2 separate regions of the Homo sapiens genome follow, and region 2 is linked to region 1. Evidence: chromatin contacts called from ENCODE Hi-C or POLR2A ChIA-PET data. All regions are on one chromosome and are shown on one strand. Each heading gives the region's core, a stretch centred on a gene start or an enhancer-like site at or near the end of the contact. The rest is flanking DNA. Distances are from core to core; before and after follow the strand shown. Region 1 overlaps FBN1 (fibrillin 1). Region 2 overlaps FBN1 (fibrillin 1).

Evidence for each region. Hi-C counts contacts between places; a loop is a spot of excess contacts on that map. ChIA-PET counts read pairs that join two places held with the same protein, here RNA polymerase II (POLR2A). Pooled maps may share reads with other maps.
Region 2: a loop to region 1 is called in a map of Right ventricle myocardium superior, with 2.4 times the contacts of the local background. The contact joins two enhancer-like sites. A Hi-C loop is called at or near these places in 3 of 168 maps with a recorded cell type or tissue (Right ventricle myocardium superior, cardiac septum and heart left ventricle) and 1 of 50 pooled maps. POLR2A ChIA-PET finds 5 or more read pairs at or near these places in 3 of 52 experiments (A549, AG04450 and Panc1).

The regions. Positions count from the first base shown.
Region 1 is chr15:48,437,650-48,443,934 of GRCh38, forward strand. FBN1 (fibrillin 1) reads right to left here. Exons shown (of 66, transcript NM_000138.5): 50 at 4,072-4,197; 51 at 119-268. Among named protein-coding and RNA genes, the nearest start is that of DUT-AS1, 110 kb to the left of the region's middle. Within about 2 kb of position 2,627, at least 2 of the 41 ENCODE cell types and tissues checked have a DNase peak (open chromatin) inside an H3K27ac peak, as active enhancers do.
Region 2 is chr15:48,490,786-48,494,894 of GRCh38, forward strand. FBN1 (fibrillin 1) reads right to left here. Exons shown (of 66, transcript NM_000138.5): 23 at 3,419-3,469; 24 at 1,676-1,801. Among named protein-coding and RNA genes, the nearest start is that of FBN1, 150 kb to the right of the region's middle. Within about 2 kb of position 2,791, at least 3 of the 41 ENCODE cell types and tissues checked have a DNase peak (open chromatin) inside an H3K27ac peak, as active enhancers do.

The sequences.
Region 1 (6,285 bases), core at 1,377-3,876:
AATTAGACTTACAATTAAATTAAATTGTGTTACTGTCTTTAAGGCCTACAGTCTTACTTACATCATGGCCAGTCTGCACCCTGCATGGCCCAGAGAGAAATGCAGATGACAGACATACCATCAGGTTCCGTGGGGCAGAGCTCGCAGGGGTCTCCCCAGCCTTCTCCCTTCAAGGCACAGCAGCATTCCTGCTTGGAGTGATTTCTGGATTTGGGTGATGAACACTTTCCTCCTTCAAACTTCGCATAACAGTAGCTCATTCGCAAATCTGCAGCATAAATTTATGACACCCTTCAGTTGCTTTCCTACTGAGTCCGTATTGCACCATAGCAAATAAAGAACAACCCACTATGTTATATATGTTCTCCTCTCAGGACCACAGCAATACTCCTTACGTGATTCTAATGGTAACTGAGCTGAGATTGTTAAAGTCATGGGTATCTTTTGTATAGTGAGATCTGATGAACAACTCTATGAACTTAAATTTATTACTTCTCATTTTAGTCACTATTTCAAAGTAACCCGATGTGAATCCAATAAAATCCAAAACTGACAGTTTTCAAAACTGACATCTGTCAGTGACTTCAGGATTGGAAAGTCCACAGAAGGAATCATTCACAAGATTCCTTCATTGATAGCTCTGCTTGCAATATCATGTTTAATGAGCACACTAGAGTAAGAGAATCCTCTTAGTTCTAATATTTACTGTGATATCACACTTTGTGGTTTATTCTGTGTCCCCTAAACTCTGGAACTAAAATAAAATCCCAGATCACAGGCACAGAACAAATACAGAAGTGGCAACTTTGTAGATGGGCAAAAATACAACACAAGGGTTGGTCACTGAAGCAGATACTCCCGGAGATGCTGGCTACAAAATGCAAGTGGGGCTTTTTGTAGATTTTACACACACACACATATGCAGAGCTGTGTCAATGTTAAATTTTTAAAAGAAGCTTGTTTAGCTCAACACAGAGAGGGAAGGAAGAGGAGGGCAGGGCTGTGGGTGGGTGGGAACAGAATAGTCTTTCTTTGAAAGAATATATTTCAATATTGATTATTGCTTTGATGACTCCAACAAAGAAGATGGGATCTACTTCCTATAAAATTCTCCAACATTGCTTGACATAATTTTGGAAACGGGCTTTTCCATTTCTCATACAACACATTGACTCCAAAAAGTGAGCTCAACCAGAGGTATGGACTGTGTTTTCCCTCGAACTTGACTTCTTAAAGCCTTCCAAAACTCCTCTCATTACACAGAGGCCACAATCTGCAGGTTTAAAAGAAATGCTTTCATACCCATATTGTACTATTCTTCTTTCTTTATATCTGACCACCTCTGCCTTTTTCATTCACTTCCATCACTGTTTTTCAATCCCAGGAACCATACTATCATAACCACCTAAGCACTTCTGTTAAGACAGTCTCACCAGCTTTTATTTCATGACAAAGAAGACAATGTAGGAATAACAGAGTTGCCAGAGATAACAAAGGAAAGGTTTTCATGAATTAAAGTTTCTATCTATCTATCTATTATATTTACCAAGTTATGTAAATCAAATTCAGGTAGCCTCCCCAGTAAACCTGCTCAACCTTTCATGGCTACCAACTCATCCAGATAAATCATCTCTCTAATTTCTATTCCACTTCCCCATCTGTTGTGGCAAGGACCTGGCAAGCACCTTTCAATGAATTATCCTTCTGAAGGTCAAGAGCAATAAAAGTCAATCCTGCGGCATCTCTGCCACCCAAATGTTTGCTTTGCTGAGAAACTTCAAGACTGAACAAATTCTTGTTTCTTGGAGAACACTTTTGATCTCTTTTATTCTTCAAGTTCTTTGTCACATATAATGTTTTGTATTTATCAGTCTTGTTTTTGTTATTTATGCCTCCAACTACCTTTAGATATAATTCAGTGACTACTCACAAAAATGTCTCAACAAATATATGAAAACTTAACTCTGCTTTGTCTTCCAGTTTGTAGTGTTTCTTTAAATATGTATGTTGTAATATTGGTGTATTAAAATTCTCATTCTCTTTTCCTTTAATAGCTGACTTCGTCCCAGACCCCAGCTCTATCTCCCCCACACCACTCCACCCCGAAAAAAAAAAATCTTGGCATTAGACAGAGACTCAAATGCACGAAGTCTTGAGTCAGTCTAAGTGGCAAATTCTCTTCGTTGAACTTTGCAAGTGGGAGTGGCTCATTTACACCTGTGGTCTTTTGTGCCAGGCTCTGTCCACCTGAGTCCCATGGCATTCGCTTTTTAAAAAACATTATCCACGGTTCTGTGGAATTTTCTCATTTCATGAGCAATAGAAGTCTGACTCCTAATTTGTCATCTTACAAGAAAAACCCAGCTCTCAATTTCCTGGCTCCAGCAAAATCTGTGCTCTGTAGGAGACTTACTTTAGCTTGTGGTGATTCTCTAGAATTGGCTTATTAATCAAGGGTGTCTTGCATTGGGGAAGAGAGCTGTGCTTGCCCACATACTTCAGGACTCACTGGGATGCCTGTTTACCAGTCCATCTGCAAAGAGCCCTTAATGACCTCGAAATTTCATCAGAACTACAAAAGTCACTTTCCCTGCTTGCATTCCTCAGTTCTGGCTCTGCCTCCTGGAGCTGAGCATGTGGCAGGGCTGCTCACAGCTGGGCTGATTCTTCCTGCAGCGTTAGCTTGCTCTGTGATGGGCCAGTGCAAATTGAATTAATAGCCTAGGAGTTTCCTCTGGCCTGCCACATCGGCAGATTCACACCTGGTTTCTCACTGCTTTCTTTCCAAATTCAGGCCAAGCCAAAGGCACACAAAAACAAGGGAGTAGGAGTTAGAATTTATCTGACTGGTCTGTACCATGCAGAATATCTGTTCGAATTAAGCACCACCCTGAAATCCACACAGACCACTGACAACTACCAACAAGCTGAAATCAACCGGAGAACTCTCAACCCTCTCCTTCTTACTTCCCAAATAACTAGTTGAAAAGTAAAAAGTTAATCAGATCATTAGAATAACAACAAGAGTCTACAAAGGACTCAGAAACTAACAAAGCTTTGTCACAGTAAGGCTGGTTGGGCAGATATTATTGTTGTTTAAAATGAGGAAATTGAGCTTCCAAAAGATTAAATGACTTGCTCTAGACTAAATATGGCAGGGCTGGGACCCCAAACTCAATTTTTTGAACCTTAAATGATATCCAGTGCCTCTTCCATATTTGGTAATACGGAAGCAAAACCAAAAAACCATGAAAAAAAAAAAAAACCCAACTCAACATCAAAACAACAGTAACAACCAAACAACAAAAGCTACAAGTGGAAAAAAAAGAAATACATGTGTTTGTTTCATCTCCCTTCCCCGGAATTCATGAAACTAGTTTGTGTATGTAGATATCCATACACAACTGTATTGTTTAGAAAAGTCTAAACAGTTTTCTGGGACTTAAGTACATACTGTGTTATGCCAAAGTTCAGGATCCTTTTGATTTTTGTTTAAAATTTGAAAGTCATTGGCAAACCCTTGAAAATCTTTACTCAAATAGTTGACAAGTATTATTCCTAAAAATGAACAATGGCCCAGCAAGAATCCTGATCAGTTTAAATTTATTTTTGTTTTCTTGGAGAATTTGTGATATAAGGGATGGTTACCATATTGTGGGGGCAAATGGGTTAATGTGCAGTTTTTCAGTCTCAAGTCTAACTTTGGACCCACATTTTTCAGCTTATCTCTTCAGAGGTAGGGGATATGTAGCTCAACTTCCCCCAGGCTTTGCTGTTTCGGTGGCTCAAGGTGTTTCCCCACTGATGGGCCTATCAGCATTTGTGTTCTTAGTGGGAGAGAGGTTTATGTGTCAGTACAATTGTATAAGCAACCATAACTTGATGGATGAGTTTTTAACCTTAAAAGTGAAAATGAACCTTCTGACATATGGTTATCATTAGACCTCTGGGTGAATGAAAACTCTCCATCTTCCTGTTCACAAAGAAACAGAGCTTTGCCATGTTTGAAAAATAAGACCACCACAAATAAACATGCAGCATTGAAAGCCCAAAGCCTTCAAAGACACTTACCTTGGCACCTTCTTCCACTGGAGGACAAGGAAAACCCTTCTGGACACAGACATTTGAAGCTGCCTTCAGTGTTACTGCATGTGCCCAGGGCACAAATTTCTGGCTCTTCGACACACTCATCAATATCTAAAAGAATCACATGAGTCAAACAAAGTCAAAACACGATGGAGACATCATCAGGTACCAAACACACAATGTGGACACACAAAGGGCAACTGAGTTTCCAAACTCTTACAATAATAAAGGTATTTTTCTGTACCATAACACTGTGGACTGGACTTCTAGGTTGTCATGACTTCAAAAGAATTAGTTTTGACAGTTATTGATATAAAAATGGAATGTGCAACTGCCTTCTAAGGGGTGCAGTGACAAACGTCTCTTACCCAGACTGAGTTGCTTGGCTAACTAGAAAAGTCAGAGTAATTTCATAGTACCCTAGGCCAGGAAAGAAGCATGAAATTCTAGAGTCACACTGCACCATTGTTCAGGAAGCAGAAATGCTGAGACTTTAAGCACATTGCTAGTGACTCACTCAATGTGAGATCTAGGCCTTTGATCCAAATTTACTCCCCTCCAACCACCCACAGAACTTTTCCCAATACCCTATGCTATAGCCCTAAAACTGTGAATTTTACAAGAACACTAAGACTCATGAAAATAAGTATAATCCTATGAAGTGCAAACTAACGATATCATAGAAGATGACGCTCCTGATTTGTGGGTTAATCTTTCTGAAGACACAAAAATACCTTTCTTGTACAGGCTTTTTCTTTCATCATATAGACAATAGGAAACTGTACACTTAGAATTGTGGCATGTTTTCTTTAGTATATTATACATCTTAGCTCCTGTACAGTGGTAGTTAAGAGTAGCCAATAAGAAGTTTGAATGGCTTGAGTAACCATATGTCCTAGTTTGCCTGGGGGAGCCCCAGCTCATGCCAGTTGGCCTGACTTTATTGTTAATAGTGCCCTTTTCTACTTTCAAAATTGGCTTGGGTTGGTCAATAAAACATACGATTACCTATGGAAAAATATGCCCACTCTATTCCAACAAACTCACTTATCTTTCCTCCTGACTTTCAGCAGGAATTTTTAGTGAACAAAGTGGTAAGTCTTAATTCTGAGCCATGCTACTTTTATGAGAATACTTTTTTATTTTTTCAACAAAACACAAAATATCCTTGTATCCTGGGCTCTTTATTTTTATATTTGTGCAAAGGTTTCTACTCACACCAAAATGTACTTGCATTATACAACTTTATTCTCAAGAGGCCCAACTAAGGAAAAGTTGAGAAATTAACCTTATTATCTTGACTTAATATTGTAAATACCACACAATAAATATTCTAGAAATGTGCAATGCCAAGTGATTCTCTTTCTGTGCAACGCAAAATCAGCTTCTCCATCATGCCATGTTATTGGGTTGCATTTATACCTGTGTTATGTTCCCTGTGGTTTATTAATGAATCTGATCTTCTATTGCCGATTGAATTACTCCATTCTGACACTCCTTCCACCCCTATATCCAACCTTTTCTTAATATAAAAGTTAACTTTTGTGAAAATGCTCAAATGTTTTCAGTTGTTTTTAATTATTACTATGACTATTTATATTATGGTAGAAATTAGCCTGTACATGCCAACTTATTAGGATAGGGCCAAATATTGTAGAATGGGCACATTCATTGACTGTGCAGTTATTTTTCTTTCTATATATATTCTGTTCAATTTAGCGAACTTATGTATTGATAATAAAGCCAATTTTTAATAAAAGTAAAATAACATGCTTAAAAAATTTGCATCTAGACAATTTCAATAAGGTGTTTCCATTTTAAATATCACCACTTGATTGTTACTTAAATTGGATATATAATAAAATTTCTAATTGACGATATTAAAAGTAGAGAAAATTCTCATTGTGGATTAGATGCAGACCTGTTTAAAGTCAGGGGTGTGAACTAGGTGACTTCTTGAAAATCCTTTCAACCCTACTTATTTATGAAATTCTAGCAATTAATGTCCTTCACTTAATGATATGACATATTTGTTGAGGTTAAAGGAAGGCCCTTGGGAGGCTGAGGAAGGAGGATCATTTGAGGCCAGGAGTTTGAGGCCAGCCTGGCAACATAGGGAGGCCCCATCTCTACAAAGAATTAAAAAATCAGCCAGGCATGGTGGCACATGCCTGTAGTCCCAGCTACTCCAGAGGCTGA
Region 2 (4,109 bases), core at 1,541-4,040, 53 kb after region 1:
GTGGATTGTCTTCAATAAATTATCCTAAACCTGAATTTCCACATCTGTTACAGGATGTTGCACTCATCTCTCAGAAGGTTCTGTGAAGCTCAACTGAGATTATGCATCTGAAAATAATGAAGTGTAATTGAAATGTAAGATGTATCTTCCTTCTCTTTCTCCTTCACAATGGGGTCATTAACAATATATCTAACTCCCTGGGTTTCCTCTAACGTTAGAAAGTTTTTGAAGTCTTTATATTCAGCTTTATATTCAGACTGCCCATATTAAGATAAATTATTTTTAAGTGAATCCTAAATTAAACACTGAAGCATCTTTCAACTGAAGAACCTAGAAGAAGATTCTCATTAAATACTGATTCTTCCTAAACAAATAAACTAAGACTCAGAATAGCATTAACTGACATCCTTAATTACAAAAATACTTTTGGCTTTGAATTCCCGGTTCCATTCCATATTATTTATTTACACTATAAACTATAAAGTTCAATATTTAAAGGTTTGTTAATTCTAATTCGTAAGTGATCAAAATCCTTCACTGTATACCACTTTCTTTTTCTTTTTCTTTTCTTTTTTTTTTTTTAGAGACGGAGTCTCACTCTTTTGCCTAGGCCGGACTGCAGTGGCACTATCTCGGCTCACTGCAAGCTCCAACTCCCGGGTTCATGCCATTCTCCTGCCTCAGCCTCCCGAGTAGCTGGGATTACAGGTGCCCGCCACCGTGCCTGGCTACTTTTTTTGTATTTTTAGTAGAAACGGGGTTTCACCATGTTAGCAAAGATGGTCTCGATCTCCTGACCTCGTGATCCACCTGCCTCGGCCTCCCGAAGTGCTGGGATTACAGGCGTGAGCCATCGCACCCGGCCCACTTTTTTAACTACCTACAATAGTCTTCACTGAGCCTACACTTCAAAGTAATGTGGTTTCAGATGCAAAGTACAGGTAAGCATCATTTCCAGAGTCATGAACTCAGAAACCAGTGATCCAAGGGATATACTCTAGGCAGGCAGAAGCCATAGTAGTAACACCAGAATAAGTCTGCCAGACCTTAGATGCATGAGATGTGCGATCTCAAACTTGCCACTATCACGAGCCCATAGGGACTTAGGACTTAGAGTTCTAAGGACTTAGGGTTGGGGTGAGACAATTTGGCTAGAGGATCCCATTTGGGCTCTAGCAGTTGGCACAGAATATCCCACTATGACTAGCAGTGATACCTACCCTGGGCTGAGCTTTCTCAGGTTCACTTTTCAGGGGAGTGGCATCTTCACTCCTGATCTCCACAGGTGTTTTTGCAAGGACCTGTCCTTCTGGCCAATGTCAGGGTATGCTTAGAAGACATGGGCTACAGTTTCCAAATATGTGCAAATATTGTTCTTTTCTCCACCACTCAGCTTGTATTTTATAGTTCACGGCATATGGGGCCGATTTAAGAGCTCTGGAAAAATAACTGTGATGCTAGTGATTTAAGGAATAGTTGCATATCAACAGAAACTACAGTTGCTGCTTACTATTTGAAAGACTGTCAAAGGAGTGGCCATGGACCCTATCGGACATGCTGAATTTTGGAGTGTGTGTCTGTACCTGAAGCTAAGTGCTCAGCTATATCTTGTTAACTTCATTTTTAATAATCGTTAATAAATTATTATTAGAAAAATAATGAGCTCAGTATTTACCAAGACAGATCCTTCCTGTGGCATCCAAAGTCATTCCACTGGGACACTGACACTTGAATGACCCCCTAGTGTTAACACACAGGCCATTTTTACACACTCCTGGGAACACTTCACATTCATCTATATCTAAAAAGAAAAAAAAAGTATAAAGTTAATATATCTTTATAATATCATTCTACCTTATTCTACTCATAGAGTCATAATTATTCCCCATTTTGAACCTGGTAAGTTCATAAAACTAGTTTGCCTACAAGTAGTTTGTGTAGAATTTCTAGGGTGCCTGAATAGCAACCAGAACGAGCCCACCTATTACTAAATATGTAAGAGTTTCTCCATTGGTTTCAGGGAATAACTTTTGAGTTGTAGAGACAGGCAGCTGGTGTGAGTTCTTGGAGACAGCTCTGGTAGCTGCGGACATTTCAGGTAAGGTTCCCAGCAATATAATTTGCTTTATGAGACCAGATGTCTGGAAATGAGTAGAGAAGCAAAAACCTGGTTTTTCAAACTAGCAAAGAAGAAACAGCTTGAAGTTCAGCATAGAAAAATATCCCACCAAGGAATATGTGGGCCAGTGAAGGGTCTCTTTTAAGAAGTTCTGATAAATCACCAGAAAATGTACAATCAATTCTAACTCAGCCATGGTCTCAGGCTGTTCTGTCCATGCTTTGGTCTCAGCTTGGGTTGAGGGGAATTAAAAGATACTCATGTTCATTCATTCATCATTCATCCAATCTCTCTCAAATGTACCAGTCCTTCCCAGTTTGCCTAATGGAGAGCAATATGTTCTCTGCACTTAATTTGGAAAAGTATTCACCACCAAGTTAATCAAAAGAAAGGCACTTACTTGCCAATGCCAAAAAAAAAAGAGGGGGGAACATTAGCTAAGAAACTCATACACACTGTGTCTCTATTTAGAAGAAATAACTTTCCACAACAGGAATGTTGAAAAAATATTCTGAATCTTTCCTTGTAAGAGAGATCAATGGGGAGAGGGTGGAATCTACCTTTTTGGGTTTTTTGTTTTGTTTTGGCCACTTGTACAACAAAATATGCTGCTGAGGTCAGATAAGTTATTAACAGCGGGTCTGGACCAGAGAAAGGCCAAAGGATTCAGTCATCATTTGGAAAGCAAGACCTTGGGTGGGGGTTGTAGTGTGCCTCTTTGTTTTAACAGGGAAAAAACTTCATTTCATCCCACATATGGGACTAATTGCTGTTTTTAAAATTTTTCAGCTGCTGTGTCATGTCAGGTTGTGTTAGTCACCATGACCTATGTCTATCTGAAACTCCAGGAGAAAGAATCACAGCAAACTGAAGAAACTCCATGCAGACTTTCAACAAAGAGAAAACAGAATGTGTCCTTCTAAATCACCCATGACTGTGAAACAAACAAATAAAAAATGCCAGGACAAACCAAAGAAAGGCAAATTTTACAGACTCATCAAAAACTTCCTGTTTTTCTCTTCCTGATAGCATTTTGAAAGTGCAGTCTCTCTAAACTGCGATCAACCTAAAACATTTTCAGCCACCCACCCTGTCCTTTGGACATAGCGTTCTGACACTAGCAACAGTATATATATGCTTGTGAAATTAACAGCTGTTCCGTTTTGTAGTTCTCATTATTTTTTTTCTCTGCTGCATATTTCTCCCTGTGAAGTTATATGACAGCTTTATCCAGTCCGAGTTAACACAAACATTCATTATGCACACAAAAATGTATGGTTTATAAGTAATCAGAAATACCTTCACATTGTGTTCCTTTAATTCTTGAGTACCCTTTACCACATATGGGATCTGTAATAAAAAGCGAAAAACAAAACAGAAAACAAATTTGAGATAACAATATCCAGACTTTGCAGTTCTGACATAGTGTAAGAAACATGAAAGATGACCTGGAACATGAAGTAGATTGTGTTGCTATAAGTATGAGATAACAAAATGTTTCTGCGATTGCATAGGTGAGGAAGAACAGTAATGAAATGTCTCCTCAAATAAAGCTCAATTCCACTAAGATACTCCAAAAGACACAGACGTGCCCTATAGATCATGTTAAAGTGATAGCTAAGAGGGAAACTGAAGGTAGCTTTCTCTCTTGCTGTTCACCTGAAAATAGGAATCACACTATAGAATTACTTTAACCTGAATATAGAAAACTCAAGTCTATAATTTGGAGATCTCATGGCCTCCAGCATTCACATAAATTTACACATTTATATATTTAAACATTAAATCAGCAAAACCATGAGCAAGGTTCTCAAACCTCAAGTTCCCAACAGATTTAGAAGTTCACCAGAAACCCTTATGAAGTTTAGTCATGAATACCGGTTTCTTTACATCAATTAGCTTTTTGAAAGATAATCTGTACCTATAAAAAGCTCAGAACCCCTAACCACAAGGTTCCCAAGAGAGCTGGCAGGCACTGGTGCTCCAGGGA